Regions from separate parts of the Mus musculus genome. Here region 1 is linked to region 2. The links are chromatin loops, found by intact Hi-C in ENCODE. Cell type or tissue: left cerebral cortex. All regions are shown on one strand.

Region 1 (5,000 bases), 79 kb after region 2:
ATTAAAGAAAAAATAAGATATGTGTACAGGAGACACGGGAACTCATTTATCTTTGAAATAGCACCTTCCAATTTGTGGATTCTCCACTGCATTTGATGAAGTAAATAAATCCATTCCCTTCCAACTCCACAAGTCCTTGGGCCATAGTTTCACTCTGGATCCATTTTACCTTCATATTGAGACAACTAACTGGGTAAGTCCACAGGAAGGCTCCAAGCGACTCAGGCTGTGGAGGTCTGAGTTACGACTAATATGTGTCTCCTTAGCCAGTGGTTTATTCTTGCACACAGAGGCATCTCCAGTTCCCTCTCTGCTTACCTCAGCAGTACAGAAAGAGTTTTCTTTTCCGAGAGGAGCTAGTTGCTAGTAAATACTGCACCCAAACTGTAGGAGGCTGCCCTAGAATCTACCACACAATCATGAGAGGTTGGGGCAGAGAGGTGGGTTAGAAGTCCTGTCTCATTCCTGTTTCACAGAAGAAAGATGGGGTGATGTCCCAAGGCCAGCTCTAAAGACTGATAATCCATGTTGAGGCTTGATTGCTGTGTCATGGCTACCTATAACTTGCCAGATTCAGATTCTGAAAACCCATCTATCCTGAGTTCCTCAACTGTCCATCAGCTGGCACCTTAACATATCAATTCCAGTCCTTGGCTAGTCCAGGCACCAGGGCTAGCCCTACCTTTACTAATCAGACTTTGTCTTGTTAGAAGGCCACATCTGCCTTTCTTAGTCTTTCAGAGCCCCCAAACAAGTGGGCCCTTCATAATTTTTTTTTAAATGAGAGCAATGATTGCCCTAGTCAGTGTGGTGGGGCCCTCCCTTGCTGAGGAAAACCAGTGGTGGTTGCTAAGCAACATTTAGAAGGTCTAGATTGGTTTCTGATCCTGGATGACCTCCATTTGTGTACTTCGCCATGTGTATTTTATGGCTACCTTTGGATGACTTTGGACAACTTTGTTTTTGGTATGCATTGGCCTGCCCTTAGTAATAGGATCACAGGAGAATTCATTTAGGCGTGGATATAAGGGAGATGGTATTCCTCTGTTTACTTGCATGAGCACACTGACCCCTTCTGTAAAGATACAGAAGGTGTGTAGTTTACTTAGCCCCATGGCTAAAAACCACCATCCTCTACCACACAGACTGATGAACCGCGAATCCCAACAGGTTTCTATGACAAAGAAAAGTTATATGAAGGACAGAGGGGAAACAAAGTATCTTGCCATATATGATTCATTTTTGGCCTGCTCTCGTCTCCTGAACAGAGCAGCCAACCAAACCACTAAATAGTCCTCCTTACCCTCTTCAGACTGTTAAATGAGGATTAGTGGGTGGATCCTAGTAGGTCTGACTCTTCTTCTAGAATGAAAGTTGATTGAAACCCTAAGAGAACTTGTGTTTGCTCTTTTGCTTGCTTTTTCCCCAACTGCTTTGCATGGCCATTTGAGGTGTCCCATTGGTGTTTGTTGAAAACATGACAGAATGGTTTGATTGAGGTGGGACAGTCCTAGTGGACTCCAAAATGTTTGCAAGTATTTCAGAGATATCAAAGAAACCAAAATGCCTGGCTATTATATCTATTATATTTGGCTAAATTTTGTGCAGGGGGTGGGGTGGAGGATTAGATACGAGATCATTAGTCTCTAAGCTTTTATGTAAGATATGTTTACTGTAGTTTAAAGTTTGTTACTTTGCGAAACACTAGCAGACCAATCAGTACTCATTAAGCTGTCTTTCCCAACTTCCCAGTCTTCAGTAAGAGCTAGTTTCATGGCTTGGAGAGGCCATAGTGACAGGGTTATATCTTAACACATAACTTGGAATTTATGCAATTCACCTGGAGTTCAAAATTGCACTGAGGTTCAACATGTAGTCTAAAAGCAGAAATGATTGACCCAGAGGTGTCGGGCTACACTTGAAAACATACACACATACACAAGCAGGAATACCCAGAAAGACAGTGGTTGTATCTCTGAGGACAGTGGGAGGTACAGTGAGCCAACAGGCAGAGACTCAGGTTCAGCCTCGCTTCACCTCAAAAGGCATCTCTCTGGGGAAGCAATGGTTTGACCTGAGTCTTAGATGCCTGAAGTGAAGCTATTGTCAGAGGCAGGATGCTCATTTGGAAAGGGAATTGCCTCACAGGAAAGAGAGCCAATTACAAGTTCGGGCTGTTGCCATGGTGCTTTGCTGATCCTTCAACATGCAATACAGGAACTCCGAGGAAGGCTAGGAAATAGGATGTAGGGGAGGTGGGGAGAAATGAAGTCAGCTAGGGCAAGGCATCCCACTGCCTGCACTGTAATGCTGACAAGAAGAGGCTGGCAGGGGAGCCAGGAAAAGAATGTCATTTTCAGCATGTCCTGGGTTGCTAAAATGAAACTAAAATAATTTAACTCTGAGACATTTCTAGCATGAATTATAAGACGTAACAGCCGTAAAATATCAAATAAGCATAACGCCAGATAAATCGTTGTTCATGCAGCAAATGCTATCTCAGATTTTCTAGCGTACTCCGGACCCTACACGGAAAGGTTATGAATTTAATCCATTTGCAGAATATGATGTAATAAGCATATTAATGAACTTACTGAGTGCAGAAAATTGCACACTGCATATGAAGTACTTTTTGAACCAAATAAATTAATTCCATCCCCATTCAGTCCACGGGGAAAAGAGACTAATGCATCGGCACCCAGTTGGTGGGCAAATAATGTACCAAAAGCTGGTAGGAAAGAAATTCTCCTACCCTGGAAGCCAAGTCAGAAAGCAGTTACAGTTCTAACCTTTTCCAATTTAAAAAAAAAAAATTAAAAGCAAAGCTCGGCGTCAATTAATCAAATGTACCATCACTTGGAAGCAATTAGAAGAGCTGAGTGCTGCTGTGTCAGGCTGCATCTGCAGAGGGCTGTCTGCAGAGGAAGAGAGGGTTAAAGAACACCTAGCTGGAACGGGGGAGGGTAGGACCTCAGGTTTACTTAAATATTCATGGGGCTTCCTCCATTTTAATCTTCTCCTTTTTAAAAGATGGCTGTTTCCCAGTCAGACAGCTCCCGAGGGGAAAGAGATTCCCTGCTCCCTGGCAGAGTTGGACTAATCTAGGGTGGAAACCCCTCCGGGCACCAGGACTGTTCCTAACTGAAGAAGTGCTTCAAACCGGCCAGCTGAATACAGGCTCTTGCTCCTCCTTCGTACAATTCCGGGTTTCATTACTCTCTTCTGCCTGGAAATAAGCAGGGAGGGAGGGAGCGAGCGCATAGGCTTCTTGCAAGGATGGGGTGTGAATGAAGACCAGCTTGCTGTGGATTAGGGAGTACCACCCGTCTGGAAGGCTTTGTCTTTTCTAAGTTTTGGTTCTTTATCCACTGGAACTGCAGAGGTTTCCTGATCCCCCTGGAGACCGCTCTCTTAGAACTGAATTCTTTCAAAGGGATCTGTGGATTGTGGCAAGAAGAGCTTCCAAAATGCCTGAGGCAAACTATTTATTATCTGTTTCTTGGGGTTATATCAAGGTGGGTTAATCTGATTGTGTTCTGTGTCTCTGATAGAATGTGATTGTTTTATGTCCCTCTGTATTTCATGGAGTGGACGGCATGAGCAGTGGTTTAATTTGTATGTACGGTTAGCCCACAGGTGCTTCTTAAAATGAAATAAGACATGTTTTCTTGCCTTGTATTTTAATGTACTGTAATGTGTTTCAATTCTGGTTCTTCTCAACTCTGTTTTAAAAAAATGCTTTCTGCTCTTCTTTTCATTTTTTCTTAAACTTTTCACTTAATCTGTTTTCACTGAATACGTTATCACATCAAACTATATTTTTAGGATTATCCCCAGTTTTCCTAATTCAAGTGACATTATTTTGGCCTTTATTAAAATTTCTTTTCCTGAGTTTGCCACTTCAAAAATCAACCAGAAAACAATTTTAAGAGATTTTAACAACTATTTTTTTTCCTACAGTGACATTGGGATGCTTTCAAATTGAGGGGACATTGTGATTTCTATTGTAGCCCTCATTAACCTAATGAAATTGGCTGATGATACAGTCTCTTGGTTCCTAGAAAGTGAAGTTGGAAGTACAGCAATCCAGCAATCGTTTGCTCTTTCCCAGACACTTAATGCATTTTCTTTTCTTTATAAACAGTTCAAAAGGATGCTGAACCGGGAGCTGACACACCTCTCAGAGATGAGCAGATCAGGGAACCAGGTGTCTGAGTACATTTCAAACACGTTCTTAGGTAAGATGCTAACAGAAAAACCCACTGAGCTTCTGCAGGGTGAATTTTTACAGTCTACCAAGGGCATCCCTGTGAATTTGGAGTGAGGTTAAATGCAGAAAAAAATCCATCCAAAAAATGAGCTAAAGTCATTTTCTATAGGAAAACAATAAGCAAGAAGATATTTCTGAAATGAAAATACCCTTTGAACCTCAGGCTATGGTGGGCTGCTTGCATTTATATGGTTTCTCATTACTGCCCCGGTCCTGCAGGGACCTCTAGAGCAGCTGAAGGTCTGCAACCTTACCCAGCAACACTAGCATCTCTTTAAAAAAAAAAATCTTCTTGTAACTGGTTTAAGACAAGAAGCTTTCCTTTTAGGTGTTTGTAAGGGTCATGCATGCAGAGTCCCAGAGAGCATATTCTGGAAAAAATTGACTGTCGCTTTGGTGGATTATTTCTTAAAGATGAATGCATGTGTGTAGGGGGTAGGGCTGGTGTCTGAGAGGCCTTGTTTTCTCTAAGCTGTACCGTTGTCTTCTCATTCTGATGGTTTTCTGCTCTCTGCAGTTATGTGGACGGGACTTCACACAGAGCACTGGCCATAGGTTTGCAGGGGTGGTCCTCAGTTCCTCCCAGGGTCTTGTTTGACCCTTGGGAATTTCTTACATTTTCTTAAGGGGAACTTTTGTATCATGAACCCATTCTGCCTGTTTTAATGAGGACTGCAGAACTGGTCTATCTGTACCTCAAAATGCATGAGAAACCCTGACATTTGGATTC
Region 2 (5,000 bases):
AACAATGGAAGCAAACAGGAGAAGCCAGATGGCAAAAGATGGCTCCCTGCAGCATCTTCCTCTCCTTGTTCCCCACCCCCTTGTTCTCCTCTCTCCCTCCTCTTCTCCTCCCATACTTTTCTCCCTCCTACTTTTTCTTCTCTTCACGCTCCTTCTCTTCCTCTTCTACTCCTTCTTCTTCTGCTGCTTCTTCATTCATGTAAATGAAATGTGATTCTTCAATTCCAATGAATTCTTCCAATCTGGTTGAAGTTTCTAAACTTACCTCGAGTCACTGGGTGATGAAATCTCTCAATCAGAGTCAGCTCTTCTCTCTGCTGGACCAGATTCTCAGCTTTTGGGGAGCAATAGGAAAGTCTTGTCTTTGAAATGACAACTTGTGTTTTTAGCATGATTGTTCCTATTTTGTCGAGAACTTAATTCTGGGGTACACAATGGTTCCCCAGTGGTGTGTCTGTCCCACTGGATCCTGGGTTCCTGGGGGTGAGACCACATCTTTCTCATCTCTTTGTCTTTATAGTATGGTAAATTATGTCTACACGGCCGGAACAGAGTCAATGCCAAACTGGCCAGGACTACGTAAAGGTTGGACTGTATTTGAAAGAATGTGCTCATAAAGATAAAATATAATAATAAGCCAGTTTCTGCGTCTGAAGGAAGTGTTTACTTCTGCGCTTCTGTTTCTTTCTTCAGAGTTTTTATCACTTACTCTACTGAAATTAGAAGGTGTTGGGGCCTTACGTATGCCAATGTGTTCATGCAGTTTTGAATAAGAAAGGATGAAACCTAAGAAGGTGACATTTTGCTGACAAAGTAGGGAAGCCACCATTCAAAGATGGAGGACTAAATGGGCAGAGAGCAGCTCCAAAGCCTGAGTGCGAAGATTTGGGAGGTCACAGTGAAGCCTCGTGAGGGCAGTAAAAATCCTAGGTTATGAGCCGCTCCACTTGGAGACCAGCATCACTTTCTTTTGAATTAGTAAAGTCTTGGGGTTTTATTTTCTGTGTAGGAGTGAAAAAGAAAGGAAAATAATATAATAAAAAGAAAATTAAGTCTAAAACAAGGCAGGAACTTGAATTCTTTCACCTGGACATATTCAACATGGAAGACTGAAAACTCAAGATTTCCCAAAGGAAAAACCAAATCAAATAATTGAAACAAATCAACTTGTATACATATGTGCGGTTATGTAACCACTGCCAGGCTTTCCCCATACCCTTATTCCTGTGCTCGGGCATATATCTCATTTACGCTTTTTTTGACTATGTCATGAGAGAACCTACTAAGAAAATAAATCGCTAGGTGATCACTGCGTTTGCAGAAGGAATTTTTTTTCCTACACAAAAAGATTAGAAACATATTTTTTTTTAGAAACTCTCACCTCTGAGTCTCATAAATGACTTAATTTACAACAATATATACATCAAGTATAGAATTTTGTGGCAGCCAGAATAACGTGTGGAGTAGGGTATTCTATCATACTATTTCATCTAAAATTTACTAAGAGCCATTGGTGCAAATCATGACTATCACCACTTGTAATAGAGCTGTTTTTAAAGTAACCCAGAAGTTCATGGATCATCCAAAATGGCAGCCAACCATGTCGATGAGATATCTGAAGAGCTGCCCGGAGATCTCCAAGCCAGACTACCGCAGACTACAGCTTGGGTGTCTGTAGCATTAACTGTAGTGATTTCCAACATGAGTCAATTAAAATATATTTCAAGGAAAGAATGTATTTGGAGAAATAGGATGAGGAAGCAGAAGTCTTCCAGTAAAGCACAAAATGTGCTGACCTATCTCAACAGCAGCCTTAATTAAGGTTTTTCCCAAGCTCCAGGGAGGCCATGTCTTCTAGCATCACTTCAGGGCCACTCTGGAAGGAATGATGATACAACTGATGAAGAGTAGAAGAGACCTCCTTTCAGGAAGCCTGTTTCTCCACATGACTCCTCACTCATCTTCACTTAGCTTTGACTATTTCTGAGATTCAAGTAGATGTGCCAGATGCACATTTTGCTCAAGAAATAGAACAGGGGCTCAGTACATGGTCTCTGACCCTGAACAGCTCAGAAAAGTCAAGGCTTTGCTAGAACTGCCAGGCCTGGGATGTGAGCGGGACGGCTGTATATGGGCAGAGGTCTCTCTGAGGACCATGGCTCAGGCTTGAAAACTGATCCGTGGCAGATGACTGGAGAGGGAGGCCAGCACAAGCTGAACCTTTACTTCGTTTCTGCATTAAGCAAGAACAGTCAGGCAGGATTACAACACACGGGCAAACAGAAATAAGATCAACCATCTTATCAAAGACCCTGGCCACTCAGGACAAAGGAGGTCCCGAAGGAAATTACAAAAAAGAAAAGGGGAAAAATAAAAATAGCAGACATTTTCTTCAGTGTTCGGTATGATGTGTGTAACCTGGAATTCTGGGACAATCGGCTCAGTTACACCCATATATAAAGAGCCTTTATATACAAATAGAAGTCATAAAATAGAACTATACCAGAAAAGCTGGGAAATTCTCAAGATAGTGCCCCAAATGGTTTGAAAGAGCCTGTTTTGTCTAAAATAGCCATCCTATAAACATTTACCCCAGAACATGGACGCTGAACTGCCTGCAATGATTTGCAATGATTTCATATATGTCTAAATTTAAGGATGGCTAACTGCAAAATCATTAGTAAGGCAGCTAAAGTGAGAATGGTAAAAACTGTTCCCTTGAGCAAACACAGCTAAAAATAAGGTCTTGCTTATTAGTGGCCACGTTCCCTTGTTCAGAATTAATTTCTTCATTTAGCAGGAAAAGTTTTTTTTCCTCATATTAATCAGGACCTGGGGGACCAGCAGCATCTAGTCCCTTAGCATTTGCAGAAAGAGCCAAGTCCGTTCCTCACAGACTCCACATCGTGTTTTCGCGCTGCTGAGAGACACTGTCCACCCCCTCCCCCTGAAAGCTGGAATCATGCATGTTAGTAAGTATTTCAGTTATGCCATTGACGTCAATGGAGTCATTAAATAGATTGCTGGCCCTCCCAGAGGCAAATCACTGCCAGGGACCTAGATACAGACACTTTTTTTTTTTTTTTTCAAAGACAGCCATCAGGTTTTGCTATGAGAGAGAACGAAAAGTTTACACTGTAGCCGACTGTCTCCAAACAGTTTCTTTTTGCCCTTTGCATTTTGTTCCGGCCTTTCTTTCTCTTTGGTTACAGTAGACTCCAAAAGACACCCAGATATTATTGCCTAAATGTTTTGTGCACAAATGGATCTCCTGTAATTGAGACCATAGAGGAAGATACTGAACTTTGAAAAAAAGGAGTCTCTAGTTTGCTCTGTTCAGCCCATCTTGATGTTAATTCAGGGGCATACATTGTTCTAGCCAAATCACTGTTGTCTGCTACTGAAGTTGTTTGACGTTTGGATCCTTAAACAAACAGCGTCCTTCAAAGAGGCACACAGATTGCCTTTTCTGCTGCCTCTGCACGGCTCAAAGCTGTAGCCCTCATCTCTGAATCAATCTTTCTGCAGCTGTTTCGGGCTGTGGCACTGAGCCTCTGTAGCGAAGGGTGGAGGAGGAAGCCAGGAAGACAAACTGGTTCTCAGGGCTGTCTCATCTGCAGCAGTGTACCCACAGGAGGCTATCCACGTGCCTGTGTCCTCCCAAACCCCAGCTGCTGCCCGCCTCAAGCCCGATCACGTAGCAGCTTCCAGGCCTGTCGGAGAAAAGCCCTTCGGGACACAGCTGCCTCTTCCTGGGAATGCCTGCAGGCTCTGTTTACCTGAGCTGCAGCTGGAATGTCTGCCAAGGACTCGCTCCACACCTGGACTTTTCTACCACTGAGGCTCAGAGCCAGAAAGCTACCTTCATCATCTCTTCAGATCTGGCTCCCTTCATCTACCATGCAGGCTATAAAACTTACTTCTTACTACAGTCCTTGCCCCTCCAGTCCATGGATGGTTCCCTTCCTTTATTTATCACTGGGGTGTATAGAAATGCTAGACACTTGAAACTTTTGGTAACCCTTCTTGAGTTACGTGGAGACCCAGGTTCCATGTCCTCCCTGCTCTGTTCCCTTGTTCTGCAGTTCCTGGCTTGGGAGAACCAAAACTGCACCGTCTTCATCCATTTCTCTCTCATTGCCAGGACAGCCAGCTCCTTTAACCACTTCTTTCTAGTCTTTTCTTCTCTCCCGGCATAAAGGACTTTGTTTTCCTGTACCCAAAACATTATGGTCATCTTCCAACGTGGTTTGTTGTCCACAGTGTTTGCACGTTCTGACCCAACCTTCTTTCTGATCTAGCATGCTTCTTCTAAGCCCCATTATTGATTGTTTTGTTATTGTCTTGTTTTGATTTTGGGTGGTGTGTGTGAGTGTGCATGTGTGGGAGTGTATGTGCATTCGTGCGTGCATGCATGCATGCGTGCGTGCATGCATGTGTGCGTGAGTGCATGTGTCCTTGTCTCCCTTATTGCCTTACCCCTACATTGCTCAATTCATGGTTGTGTGAGATAAATATGCCAGCCTCCTGCCTCCTATCTTTCCACACTGACTCTTTTCCCAGGGCTGTATATGTTTTTTTTGCTTCTTCAATTCTTGAGTGACGATTAAAATAAACATGTATTTTCAATAAAAGGCCTGGTATATAGTATATATTTAGAAAATACCACATGATTTATCCATTTCCATCTGGAATGTACATTTTTATCATTTGAGACTACTTATCTGACATCTTCAGATTATGTCCCTATAATGTCCTATTCAATTATTATCTCAGAAACTTTTAATCAGTGTCTCAAAATCTCAAAAATAGTACTTGAAATATCTTGTTTTCTTCCCTAACCGAAGCATGAGTATCTCAAATGCATAGACAAATCCTCTAGTTTTGGGCTTCCAACTAAGAATGTAAAACCTAACTGATGCCCAGTAAACACTAATGGAATGAGCAAATAGCAGTGAATGATTGCCCAAGCTTGAGTCCGAAACATCGGAGGAGCTCGG

What was found. Peaks named below come from ENCODE experiments on the same cell type or tissue, not always from the same donor. Only the 100,000 strongest peaks of a DNase experiment are listed, where the experiment ranks them.
Region 1: it touches region 2 in a loop (7-fold over the local background); 21 of 42 quality-filtered maps call a loop at or near these places.

Annotation. Positions count from the first base shown.
Region 1 is chr4:102,586,687-102,591,686 of GRCm38, forward strand. Pde4b (phosphodiesterase 4B, cAMP specific) reads left to right here. Exons shown (of 15, transcript NM_019840.2): 7 at 4,145-4,238. Among named protein-coding and RNA genes, the nearest start is that of Gm52667, 20 kb to the left of the region's middle. In left cerebral cortex, no CTCF peak of the experiment used is centred here; DNase peaks (open chromatin) are centred at 2,201, 3,158 and 4,817; H3K4me3 peaks cover 2,867 bases; H3K27ac peaks cover 4,367 bases.
Region 2 is chr4:102,508,095-102,513,094 of GRCm38, forward strand. All of the region lies in intron 5 of Pde4b (phosphodiesterase 4B, cAMP specific), which reads left to right. Gm52668 (a long non-coding RNA gene) reads right to left here. Exons shown (of 3, transcript XR_003955083.1): 3 at 115-2,233. Among named protein-coding and RNA genes, the nearest start is that of Gm52668, 4.9 kb to the right of the region's middle. In left cerebral cortex, no CTCF peak of the experiment used is centred here; DNase peaks (open chromatin) are centred at 706, 2,561, 2,958, 3,612 and 1 more place; H3K4me3 peaks cover 934 bases; H3K27ac peaks cover 3,049 bases.